Linked DNA regions of Homo sapiens: region 2 is linked to region 1. The links are chromatin contacts, found by Hi-C or POLR2A ChIA-PET in ENCODE. All regions are on one chromosome and are shown on one strand. Each heading gives the region's core, a stretch centred on a gene start or an enhancer-like site at or near the end of the contact. The rest is flanking DNA. Distances are from core to core; before and after follow the strand shown.

What was found. A loop is a pair of places that touch in the nucleus more often than their neighbours do. ChIA-PET counts read pairs that join two places held with the same protein, here RNA polymerase II (POLR2A). Pooled maps may share reads with other maps.
Region 2: a pooled map shows a loop between it and region 1 (2.6-fold over the local background). The contact joins two enhancer-like sites. A Hi-C loop is called at or near these places in 2 of 50 pooled maps. POLR2A ChIA-PET finds 5 or more read pairs at or near these places in 2 of 52 experiments (OCI-LY7 and activated naive CD4-positive, alpha-beta T cell).

The regions. Positions count from the first base shown.
Region 1 is chr3:47,985,271-47,991,765 of GRCh38, forward strand. All of the region lies in intron 2 of MAP4 (microtubule associated protein 4), which reads right to left. Among named protein-coding and RNA genes, the nearest start is that of MAP4, 28 kb to the right of the region's middle. Within about 2 kb of position 4,826, at least 4 of the 41 ENCODE cell types and tissues checked have a DNase peak (open chromatin) inside an H3K27ac peak, as active enhancers do.
Region 2 is chr3:48,109,970-48,116,840 of GRCh38, forward strand. No RefSeq gene overlaps it. Among named protein-coding and RNA genes, the nearest start is that of CDC25A, 75 kb to the right of the region's middle. RefSeq lists enhancers at 3,424-3,925, 3,926-4,425, 6,054-6,871. Within about 2 kb of position 2,667, at least 4 of the 41 ENCODE cell types and tissues checked have a DNase peak (open chromatin) inside an H3K27ac peak, as active enhancers do.

The DNA.
Region 1 (6,495 bases), core at 3,576-6,075:
CTTTGTCAAAAAAAAAAATTAACCAGGCATGGTGGTGCATGCCTGCAGTCCCAGCTACTTGGGAGGCTGAGGCTGGAAGACTGCTTGAGCCTGGGGAGGTCAAGGCTGCAGGGAGCCAAGATTGTGCCACTGCACTCCAGCTAGGGTGACAGAGTAAGGCCCTGTCTCTAAATAAATAAATGCTTTTTTTTAATTGGAAAAAAATTACAGTAAAGAAAACAGGCAGACACTAACAAGTGATGAAAGTTATTATCACCAATAATGTGATTTAGTGACATCATGTGCTTCCTGATGTGGTGCACTTAGGACACATCATATTTACATAGTACTACTGCCAAAAATGTGGAACTTGAATCTAATTATGAGGAAATGCCAGGCAAACCCAAATTAGGGGACTTCTAAAAAATAACTTGCCCATACTATTCAAAATATTAAGGTCATGAAAGACAAAGAAGAGTTGAGGAACTGTTCCAATTAAAGAAGACTGAAGAGACATGAAAACTAACGTGATTCCAGATTTAATTGCAGACAAGAAGAAAAAAATGAGAAAGGAATGTGTTGAATCTGTTGGGACAACTGATGACAATGAAATAAGGTTCGTGGATTAGACAGGAATATCTCATCAGCATTTAACTTCTGATCTCTATCATCGTATTCTTGTAATGTGCTAATGCCTAGTTCTTCGGGGAAAGAGGTGTGAGTTCTGCAGTTTGTTCTCAAATAATCCAAGGGGAAGGAACTATATGTAAATATAACAAGAATGATAAAGCAAATGTGCAAAACAGTAATGATAAATCCAAGTAAAGGGTACATGGTAGGTTCTTGGCTCTGTTCTTGCAGTGTGAAGTTTAACAAAGTCATTTGCTTGCAGAATATTATTTAAGAGGTGGGGTCTTTGGGGTCTTGCTATGTTACCCAGGCTGGACTCAAACTCCTAGGCTTAAGCAATCCTCCTTCCTATTAAGTAGCTCGGGCAGGGCTACAGGTACATACCACCATCCTGGCTTGCTTGCAGAATATTTTTAGCAATGAAGTGGTTTTTTTGTTGCTTTGTTTTTTGTTTTTTGGGGGGTTTTTTTGTATTTTTTTTGAGATGGAGTCACTCTGTCGCCCAGGCTGGAGTGCAGTGGCACAATCTCAGCTCACTGCAACCTCCACCTCCTGGGTTCAAGCAATTCTCGTTTCTCAGCCTCCTGAGCAGCCGGGATTACAGGCGCATGCCACCACACCTGGCTAATTTTTGTATTTTTAGTAGAGGCGGGGTTTTGCCATGTTGGCCAGGCTGGTCTCAAACTCCTGACCTCAGGTGATCCATCTGCCTCGGCCTCCCAAGTGCTGAGATTACAGGCTTGAGCCCCCGGGTCCCGGTCCCCTGCTCTTCTTTCAGACTAGGGTACTATTATTATGAACTATACATTTTGGTACGATATTTTTTTTCCCCAAAAAGAACTATTAGTTATGAGATAAAAGTCTGTTTTCAAATCAAAGTCAGAAAATAACTATTTTTGCAAAAATGTCACACTAATTTTTTATGCATATATATAAACTTCCCTAAATATGATCATGAGACTATTAAGAGGGTTTAGGATTAGACCAAGTACACCTACCCTAAATAAATATCTACCATTTTGGAGACACAATTGTTTGTTAGTCTGTACATTAACACAACCCAAACCTGAATAAACTGACAAACAAAAACCATTTCAATTCAGTGTAATAAGCAATGATTACACATCTATCATGTGCCAAGAGCAGTGGTCTCTAATGCAGATCTGGCCAGGTTTCTCAGTACCCCTGCGCCCTCAGTTTCTCACAAACCATGAGATTCTTCATAATTTCACTTGATCTGCTTCTCCATGATTCTCTCCGGTCACTTGTCACTGTAACCTTTGATTTCTTAACCCTGAGAAACTTGAGGTCGCTAGTAAACTTTGATTATGCTGTGCCATCCTGCTTTCGCTAAATGTGTCATTCTCCATGAAATATGGCAGTAAACAAAATATTATTCCTGTGCTAGAGCATGTTAATAAGTGTAAGATAACAAATAGCTTAATTATGATCTTACAAGTACCACAGAGGAAAGAGGAAAGTTCAGGGAAGAAAAGCACTTACCAAGAGGAAGATGAAAAGAAAGGCTGGCAGGGTGTGGGGGTAGTGGGAGGTCTAGAAGGGAAAGGGAACAGAAGTCAGGGAATGTTCTGGAAAGTTACATCTAAATCCAATCTTAAAGGATTTTAGAACAACAACTCTAGCAAAAGCTTTATATAACATCAACCTCCAGCCCAGAACCGTCCTCCAAACTCCGGACTCCTTATCTGTGTATCCATCTTCTCCATTTCGATGACTAGCAGGTAACTAAATGTGAACATATCCCAAGCTAAATTTCTTCTCTTCCCTTCAAATCCTACTCCTTCTGTAGCTTTCCCCATCTCAGATGATGGCAATTCTTTCCTTTCAGTTGCTCAGGCAAAACCCCTGGAGTAATACTGGATTTGTCCTTGGCAACATCAAGGCCTTATACTTTAGGTAAGAGAAGTTTTGGGGTCATGCATATGTTAAAGTCTGATGAGAGTGAATTCAAGAGGAAATGGAAGGAAAGGAATTGGTGACAGGTAGTAGAAACGTCTCTTTAAAAGAAGGCAGGCCGGGCACGGTGGCTCACGCCTGTAATCCCAGCACTTTGGGAGGCTACGGTGGGCGGATCACGAGGTCAGGAGATTGAGACCATCCTGGCTAACACGGTGAAACCCCGTCTCTACTAAAAATACAAAAAATTAGCCGGGCGTGGCGGCACACGCCTGTAGTCCCAGCTACTCAGGAGGCTGAGGCAGGAGAATGGCGTGAACCCGGGAGGCGGAGCTTGCAGTGAGCCAAGATCGCGCCACTGCACTCCAGCCTGGGTGACATAGCAAGACTCCGTCTCAAAAAAAAAAAAAAAGAAAGCAAAGCAAAAAGATAGATGAGATGGATGTGAGATTCAGACAGGATTTTTTTTTTAATGATAAAAAAATTATAGTATGTTTGATGCTGGTGAATGACCCAATTGAAAGAAAAGAACTGATGATGCAGGAGACAGAAGAGGTAACTGTGACAGCAGTGGCCTGAGTGACAGCATGAACAGTTCACCCATAACAGAAAAAGAGCAGACAATAAGGGCATAGATGAACATAGGTGAGGAGGAAATATGTGGTGGGACCATGTGGAAGTTCTGTTCTGATTAAGCCAATTAATTTATGAATATGACTTATGAATATGAACAGGAGAGCAAGTGCCAGAAGTTTCAGAGAGTAGATGTGAAACAGTTGTCTAGGAAAGTGAAATATTTTACAAACTCATGTGAATTAGTGGCAGAGTCCCTCAGTTTGTGCTCTGTATTGAAATGAAGCAAGATTCTTTTACATTTCCTGAACATACATCTAATAATTCTATTTGAATTTAAAAAATGGATTTTTAGTTTTTAAAAACTATCAGTGAGATACTAGATCAAGTAGAAAGTATGTGTTCATGAAAAAGGTATAGTTTCACAGAAAGAACAGGGGTTTATTTTATTTATTTATTTTTTGAGACGGAGTCTCGCTGTCGCCCAGGCTTGAATGCAGTGGCACGATCTTGGCTCACTGCAACCTCCACCTTCTGGGTTCAAGACTCTCTTGCCCCAGCCCCCTGAGTAGCTGGGATTACTGGTGAGCACCACCACGCCTGGCTAATTTTTTGTATTTTTAGTAGAGATGAGATTTCACCATGTTGATCAGGCTGGTCTCGAACTCCTGACTTCGTGATCTGCCTGCTTCAGCCTCTCAAAGTGCTGGGGATTACAGGCATGAGCCACCATGCCCAGCCAGAACAGGGGTTTAAAATGAGAAGATCCAGTAGCTCATGTCTGTAATCCCAGCACTTTGGGAGGCCTAGGCGGAAGGGCTGCTTGAGGCCAGGAGTTTGAGACCAACCTGGGCAATATAGCAAGACCACATCTCTATTTAAAAAATATTGTTTTAATTGTTTAATAAAAATAAAAGTGAGATTAGAAGATCTGGGTTCAGGTTGTGCTGTCATTATTAACTAAATGATCAAATGCAACCTTCTCATTTCTAATACTTAAGCTTCACCTGGGAAGTGGGACTAAATGCAGTAATACAGGATGTCAACTGTACAGTGCTAAATAGTAATTGTTATTCTCACTGTTATTAGCTATTGTTATTCTCACTGTTATTAACTATATGTTGACCAACTGTAAATTTATCTATCAACCACCTATAGAATAACTGTAGGCTGATCAAGAAACTTTACTAGAATAAAATAAAATGAAAGCAAGAAGAGGTTAGAAAGGAAGAAGAGAAGCTGGATTCTACTATACATACAACACCTCACAATCTAAAAATATAAGCCCAGGAGAGAATAAAAACAACGTAACAACACTAAAAACAATAAGGTTGACAAGTAGAAAAAAGGCTTGTATATTTCCCTGCCAGATAAGACATACTGGACCCTAATCATACTGCACATTACTGGAAAAGTCCTAATTCAAAAGATGCTATAATGTGTTTTCTCACTGACTGACTTCCCCAGAGAACCCCCATTTCATGAAATGAAAACTTTCTCAGTGAAATACACACAGCATCGAAAATAGCACACTTTTTTTTTTTAGAAACTAATCACATTCTCTGAGATATAAAGATATTCAAATTTACTTTATTTTGTTGATTCCCTCTCCCCAGGAGATGTCAGATTCCCACAGCAGGCAAATCAGCTTGGCAGAGAAGTAGCAAGAACCTGAGAAGGCATGTGTGCTGTGAGTCAGCCTTGGGCAAAACAGCCAGGTCTCAATGCAAGGGAACCCTCTGGTGCTGTCAGACCCATGCCAACACTGCCCTCTACTGGCCAATTAAGCTGGTTGCAATTTTCTGCAAAAGAAATACCAGTGTATTAAGGAGAAATTCTGCAGTATCTATTAATAGTTGTCACTTAGGCCCTTTTCCATGGATTAGTGTTTCTCAATCATGCATGTGTATCCGAGTCACCTATTATGGCTTGTTAAAACAGACTGCTGGTGTGTGGCAGGGTACGGTGTCTCCCACCTGTAATCCCAGCACTATGGGAAGTCAAGGCAGGAGGATCACTTGAGCCCAGCAGTTCAAAACCAGTCCAGTCCAGGCAACACAGTGAGACCTTGTCTTTACTAAAAATGCAAAAAACTTAGCCAGGCCATTGCCCTGTGTTAACTTCTTATTCTATGGGAATAAGCTTTTAGCTTCAAAGGCCTTATGGAATGTTGAGGAGAAAGCATTTTCTCGACTTCAGAAGAAGAACTATTTAATCACACAGAGAACAGAAAAATTAAGTGACTTGTTCCATAAATGTGCTATTTGTGTCTGAGGGTCAATACTGTGCTAGATGATCATCTGAAAGAACAAGAGTCACAGATGTTTGCTTCGTCATTCACATCTAAGAGAAAGGGTTCTATCTTTTGTCTCCCTCACCTAGAAAATAGGGCCATATAATGCTGATAATGAACAATTAAGGAAAACACCATTTTTTAAGGAAAAAAGTCAGGAAGTACATAATTTTCTTTTTATTTTTTTCTTATTACAGCCGTGGTGCAAAACAAGTAGTACACATATCCTGAAAAAGTATTTGAGAATTGTTTCCCAAGGTGATAGGCATTTTAGAAGAAGAGTTTGACACCAATTTTATTTCTAGGTATTGGTATTTAGATGGTTTACACAGGCAATGCTAAGATAAAATACTTGTAGAAGCAAGAATAAGTTGAAGTGCAAAAGGAAATGAGTATAGTAGATCCAAAGAAAAGGAATAAAGGTCGGGGGGTTCTTGTGTTGCCAGGCATGAAGGCAGAAATCATACTTAGAGAAAAAAGCAATTTTCCTACTTTGTCATAAATGCCATAAAAGCAACCCTGCTTTCTTACTTCTCATTTTATAAGTTGAAGACAATTAGGGTGGACATGTAAGAATTAAAGGAAATAAAACACCATTGTTCAAAGAGTTCTATTATGTGTAACCTACTCAACCGTCCCTTCTATATCTAGAGGCAAGAAAATGGTTGATAAACTTCCACTGGTTGGCCTAACTAAGCCTGTTGTAAGAACATATCGAGAGCACTAGGCTGGGTGTGGTGGCTCACACCTGTAATCCCAGTGCTTTGGGAGGCTAAGGCAGGAGGATCGCTTGAGGCCATGAGTTCCAGACCAGCCAGAGGAACACAGTCTGACTGTCGCTATAAAAATAAAAGGATAAGCAAGGCACGCGCACCTGTAGTCCAAGCTATTCAGGAGCCTGAGGCAGGAGGAACGTTTGAGCCCAGGAGTTACGTTAGATGTTGCAGTAAGCTATGATTGTGCCACTGCACTCCAGCCTAGGTGACATGGAAAGAATCTGTCTTTTCTTTTTTTTTTTTGAGACGGAATTTCGCTCTTGTTGCCCAGGCTGGAGTGCAACAATGGCACGATCTCGGCTCACGGCAACCTCTGCCTCCCGGGTT
Region 2 (6,871 bases), core at 1,417-3,916, 120 kb after region 1:
AGCTGCATATATGACAGTGGTCCCATAAGATATACAGATAGATTAATAGATAGATAGATAATTGGTTTTTTTCCTAGAGAGGGTGTCTCATTATGTTGCCCAGGCTGGTCTTGAACCCCTGGTTCAAGTGCTTCTCCCACCTCTACCTCCTAAAGTGCTGGGATTACAAGGTGTGAGCCACTTAGCCCTACCCTATAAGATTATAATACTGCATTTTTGGCCAGGCACGGTGGCTTAAGCCTATAATCCCAGCACTTTGGGAGGCCAAGGCAGGTGAATCGCTTGAGGTCAGGAGTTCGAGACCAGTCTGGCCAAGATGGTGAAACCCTGTCTCTACTAAAAATACAAAAATTAGCTGGGCATGACTGCAGCTGCCTATAATCCCAGCTACTTGGAAAACTGAGGCACGAGAATTACTTGAACCCAGGAGGTGGAGGTTGCAGTGAGCTGAGATTGTGCCACTGCACTCCAGCCTGGAATAGAGCGAGACTCAGTCTCAAAAAAAAAAAAAGATTATAATACTATATTTTTACTGTACCTTTTCTATGTTTAGATATGTTTAGATACATAAATATTTACCAGGTGTTACAATTGCCTATAGTATTCAGTGCAGTAACACGCTGTACAGGTTTGTGGTGTAGGAGCAACAGGCTACATCCTGTACCCTGGGTATTCTAGGTATTTAGTAGGCTGTATCATCTAGGTATGTGTAAGTACACTCTATGGTGTTCGCACAATGATGAAATCACTTAGTGATGCATTTCTTAGAACACATCCCTCTTGTTAAGCTAAGTAAAACTGTATTTGGTCTTTATCCCACTTTTCTGGCATACAACTCCTAAAATTATTGGAATTCAGAGTGGTATCTTTTGTACACTATTAAGTTGCCTGGTGGCTGGCAGCCCCTAGGTAGCTTCAGGATGGGGGCTAGTAACAGCGAAGACCAAGGCAGATTAGAGGGTTGTAACTTTTCAGCACCACTCCCCAACCTCCTGGGAGAGGAGAGAGGCTGACAGTTAAGTCGATCACCAATGGTTAATTATTTAATCAACCATGCCTATGTAATGAAGTCTCCATTAAAAATCCAAATGAGGCCAGGCACAGTGGCTCACACCTGTAATCCTAGCGCTTTGAGAGGCAGAGATGGGCAGATCACTAGAGCCCAGACATTCAAGACCAGCCTGGGCAACATGACGAGACCATCTCTCTACAAAAAAAATAAATACAAAAAAAATTAGGCTGGGTGCAGTGGCTCACGCCTGTAATCCCAACACTTTGGGAGGCCAAGGAGGGTAGATCACCTGAGGTCAGGAGTTCGAGACCAGCCTGGTCAACATGGTGAAACCCCATCTCTACTGAAAATATGAAAAATAGCCAGGCGTGGTGGTGCATGCCTATAATCCCAGCTATTCAGGATACTAAACCTTCAACATATGGGATCTGACTCTATCTCTGGGTAGATAGTGCCAGAATTAAACTGAATTGGAGGACATATAGCTGGTGTCCACAGCTGAAGGACTACTTGCTTGGTGTGGGGGGAAAAACTCCCGTACACTGGTCACAGAAGTATTGTTGACTGCTGAGTAAGAGAATAGGAAAAATCACTTGGTTGTTTTTTTTTGTTCCTCCACCTATAATGTCATGTTTGGTGTCAGAAGTGGGATTTACTACACCAGCCCTGCTCATGGAAACATGTAGTTTGGGAAGAAAAAGGATAAAGGGTGGGAGGTGAGGAACTTTTGATTCCTGGGTGGCCGTGTGGTCCCCCATGGTACGAAGTATCAGCTGTGCTACAATCAGTTACAAAAGGTAAAAGTTACCAATAAAATTTAGAGATGGATCCAACTCCCAGGGAGTAGGTTTACCAAATGGATAAAGAAATGCAAACTAGGCTGGGTGCAGTGACTCACGCCTGTAATCCCAGCACTTTGGGAGGCCGAGGCGGGAGAATCACTTGAGGTCAGGATTTCCTCAACACCAGCCTGGGTGACATGGTGAAACCCTGTCTCTAATAAAAATACAAAAATTAGGTCGGGCACGATGGCTCATGCCTGTAATCCCAGCACTTTGGGAGGCTTCAGCAGGCAGATCACCTGAGGCCAGGAGTTTGAGACTAGCCTGACCAACATGGAGAAACCCCAACCCTACTAAAAATACAAAGTTAGCCAGGCGTAGTGGCATGCGCCTGTAATCCCAGGTACTCAGGAGGCTGAGGCAGGAGAATCGCTTGAACCCAGGAGGTGGAGGTTGCGGTGAGCCGAGATTGCACCATTGCACTCCAGCCTGGGCAACAAGAGCAAAACTCTGTCTCAAAACAATGACAACAACAACAACAAAAATACAAAAATTAGCTGGGCATGGTGGTGCGGGCCTGTAGTCCCAGCTACTTGGGAGGCTAAGGTGGGAGGATCACTTAAGCCTGGGAGGTGGAGATTGAAGTGAGCCTAGATTGCACCACTGCACTCCAGCCTGGGTGACAGAATGAGACCATGTCTCAAAACAACAAAAAAGAAATGCAAACTAATAAGAAAAAAACACAAAATTTCAATTCCTTGTTTACTGTTATATATAATAGCTAAAAATGAAAGTAAAAGGGAGTTCTGGGTCAATCTTGATGCTAGACTAAGTTTAGCTTTCAGTTAGTCTGAGCTTTGGCCACAAGCCACAAAGCCTCCCCCAGAAGGGAAAAATTATAGAGAGACAACAGAAAGTACCTCTAAGACCTGTGGTTACCAAAAAGGCAGTCAATGCGGGGAAGCAGCAAAACCAAGATACTGTGAAAACTAGAGGGATAGTATGAAGGAAGCGTTTCATTTTGCAGATTGGTATCATCAGGCTCCTGAGGAGGCTTTACTAAAATGGATTTTGAGAGCAACAAATTTAGGAGCAGTATCTTTGGTTTGAAGTGCTGCAGAGTGAAAGAGCATGTTTGGGTTGATACAGGACCCACAGCTCACTATGGAACAATCACAGATAGCTCTACGACACACAGACACATAGGAGGTTATTCCCAAGGGAACAGCCAGCCTGATGGACTGGATAAAAGCCATGGTAAGGTCTGTTTACCCTGCAAAGGGGGACTGCCTGGCTCCACCTACAAATGCCAAATAGAACACTCAGATGAAGCAGCTGATATACTTCATATGCAAGCCATATGGGACTGGCTTTAGGATAAATGACATATTCACTCACTTAATATTGCCAAGAACCCTTTAATGGGAACCCCAGCCCCCTAAAATAACTATATTGCTGCAAAAGGGAAAGACAATTCGGGAAGCCTTATCAAATGTACTGTCTCAGATTCCCCTCACGAGTCTTTCAGATGCTAATAAAAACACTACGTTAGCCATTGTTTCGGACAAAGCTCCTGCACTAGGCCCCAAAAGACCAGACTAAAAACTAAAATGGGCCGGGCAAGGTGGCTAACGTCTGTAATCCCATCACTTTGGGAGGCTGAGGCTGGCGGATCACCTGAGGTTAGCCGGGCATGGTGGCGGACACCTGTAGTCCCAGCTACTCGGGAAGCTGAGACAGGAGAATTGCTTGAACCCGGGAGGTGGAGGTTGCAGTGAGCCGACACTGCGCCACTGCACTCCATCCTGGGCAACAAAAGTGAGACTCTGTCTCAAAAAAAAAAAAAAGGAAAAAACTAAAATAGAATTACTCATGCTAAAATTATATGTTAAGAAACCAAGCTGTTTACCTGACCTTCTGAGAAATCAGAAGAATGAGAGATAATAGCCAAATTCCAAAACAGGCCAGTTTTATGTAACATGATGATGAAGTTCCCTCTGTGTGTGTTTTTTGTTTTTTTTTTTTTTTAGACAGAGCCTCGCTCTGTTGCCCAGGCTGGAGTGCAGTGGCGCGATCTCAGCTCACTGGAACCCCTTCCTCCCAAATTCAAGCTATTCTCGTGCCTCAGCCTCCTGAGTAGCTGGGGCTACAGGCACGTGCCACCATGCCCAGCTAATTTTTTGTATTTTTAGTAAAGACAGGGTTTCACCATGTTGGCTAGGCTGGTCTTGAACTCCTGACCTCGTGATCCACCCACTTCGGCCTCCCAAAGTGCCGGGATTACAGGCGTGAGCCACCACACCCAGCCCCACAACTCCTTAGCTTAACATGGAGACTCCCTTCTATTGATTTCTGGTCTTTAGATAAACTCTCAAACTCTTTTAACCAATGGCAAATCAGAGACTCTTTGAAGTCCATTTATGACCTAGACTTGGAAACACCCGCCACTTGAAGATGTCCTGCCTTTCCAGACCAAACCAATGTACATCTTACATGTATTGATTGATGTCTTCTGTCTCCCTAAAATGTATAAAACCAGTCTGTAGGCCGGACGCGGTGGCTCACGCCTGTAATCCCAGCACTTTGGGAGGCCGAGGTGGGCGGATCACGAGGTCAGGAGATCGAGATCACCCTGGTTAACACGGTGAAACCCTGTCTCTACTAAAAAAATACAAAAAATTAGCCGGGCATTGTGGTGGGCGCCTGTAGTCCCAGCTACTCGGGAGGCTGAGGAAGGAGAATGGCATGAACCCAGGAGGCAGAGCTTGCAGTGAGCTGAGATTGAGCCACTGCACTCTAGCCTGGGCGACAGAGCGAGACTCCATCTCCAAACAAACAAACAAACAAACAAACAAACAAAAAAACCAGTCTGTGGCCTGACCACTGTAAAAACTAAAGGTTCCTCTTCAAAGACTTTCCTCCCCATTTAATTAGGAATAAATAGTAACTTCTCTTAGAAGCAAAATTTATTCAAAGACCTGTGCTAACATTCTTAAATATCTGCTAGCCATGATAAAGAAATCAATGTACTTTATGTTTTTAGCTTCCAAGGTGTTTTTACCTTTCTTAGCATTCCACAAGTTACTTTCTCCTTCCTTTGTTCTCCTCTACCTTTGCCTCTTTTAAAAAGTTCTAAGTTGCTAGCCAATCAGGACAAATACAGAATGTGAGGTCCCGTTCCAGCCAGTGGAAACCAGACACAGCAGTAGGGTGGATGTGTCAGGTTATAAATGACCCTGTCTCCTTTGTTCAGTGTACTCTCGTGGCAAAACTGCTGGTGAGTGTACCCTTTCTGCAGGAAGTAAAAATGGCCTTACTAAGGAAATTATATTTATGTTCAAGTGCTATTTCTTTACGGCACTGGGAAACAAGCATTTCAAATGCCACCTTGGGCACATGTTCTCAGGATCTCCTGGGGCTCTGTCATGGCCCATGGTCACTCATATTTGGCTCTGAATAAATCTCTTCAAATATTTTACTGAGTTTGACTCTTTTCTTTGACAGTACCCTTAAGATTTGTTTATTTCTTTTTCTTTTTCTTTTTTTTCTTTTTTGAGATGGAGTATCACTCTTGTCGTCCAGGTTGGAGTGCAGTGGTGCGATCTCGGCTCACTGCAACCTCCACCTCCCGGGTTCAAGCAAGTCTCCTGCCTCAGCCTCCCAAGTAGCTGGGAACACAGGCACACACCACCATGCCCAGCAAATTTTTGTATTTTTAGTAGAGATGGGATTTCACCATGTTGGCCAGGCTGGTCTCGAAATCCTGACCTCGGGTGATCCACCCACCTCGGCCTCCCAAAGTGCTGGGATTACAGGCATGAGCCACCGCGCGTGGCCTTTTTTTTTTTTTTTTTTTTTTTTTTTTTTTTTTTTTTTTCAAGATGGAGTTTTGCTCTTGTTGCCCAGGCTGGAATGCAATGGTGCGATCTCAGCTCATTGCAACCTCTGCCTCCTAGGTTCAAGCGATTCTCCTGCCTCAGCCTCCATAGTAGCTGAGATTACAGGCATGCGCCACCACATCTGGCTAGTTTTGTATTTTTAGTAGAGATGAGGTTTCACCATGTTGGTCTGGCTGGTCTCAAACTCCTGGCCTCAAGTGATCCACCTGTGGGATATGATGAGGTTTCTCTTCAGATAACCTGATCAATCATTTATTCTTTAATTCATAGTACCCCCCACCCTTTTTTTTCTCCTTTTTCTCCTTTTTTCCTTTTTGCCTTTGTTAGATGCCCAGGCACGCCGCCACAGTACCAGGCGTTATCAGTACCAGCTCACATTCCTTTCCTTATTTGGAAAGAGGACTAACTTTGTAGCTCATTACAGACACCCCTTACCCTTCCTCTCCACTTTCTTTTACGTGCCCACCCTATCTAAAAAAAATCAAATGTTTAGCCAACCGGGATTAGTTTAAATTGTATGACCCGGCCCCGGCCAATGGGGAAAGGGTACAGGGGCAGAACTTGTGTCAGGAATAAAGGCTCTCATGCTCCTTTGTTCAGGTGTGCTCTCATGGCAACTGGCCAAGGAGGCACCCCTCTGCACAGAAACAAAATTGCTTTGCTAAGGATCCTTTGTTCAAGTGTTCAATTTCCTTAGGATTTTGAGCGTTATTCCTAACGCACCTGCCTCGGCCTCCCAAAGTGCTGGGGTTACAGGCACGAGCCACTGCGCCTGGCCTATTTTTTATTTGTTTATTTATTTTTGAGACAGAGTTTCACCCTGTTGCCCAAGCCAGAGTGCAGTGTCAAGATCTTGGCTCACTACAACCTCCGCCTCCCCGGTTCAAGCGATTCTTCTGCCTCAGCCTCCTGAGTAGCTGGAATTACAGGCATGCCACCGTGCCCAGCTAATTTTTTTATTTTTAACTTTTTTTAGTAGAGACGGGGGTTTCACCACGTTGGCCAGGCTGGTCTCAAACTCCTGACCTCAGGTGATCCACTGGCCTTGATCTCCAAAAATGCTGGGATTACAGGCATGAGCCACTGCGCCCGGCCAAGATTTGATTATTTCATTGTGTAGAGACTAACTGGCCATGTTGTCTTCTGATTAACCCCTGTTCTGGGAAGCAATGCATTTT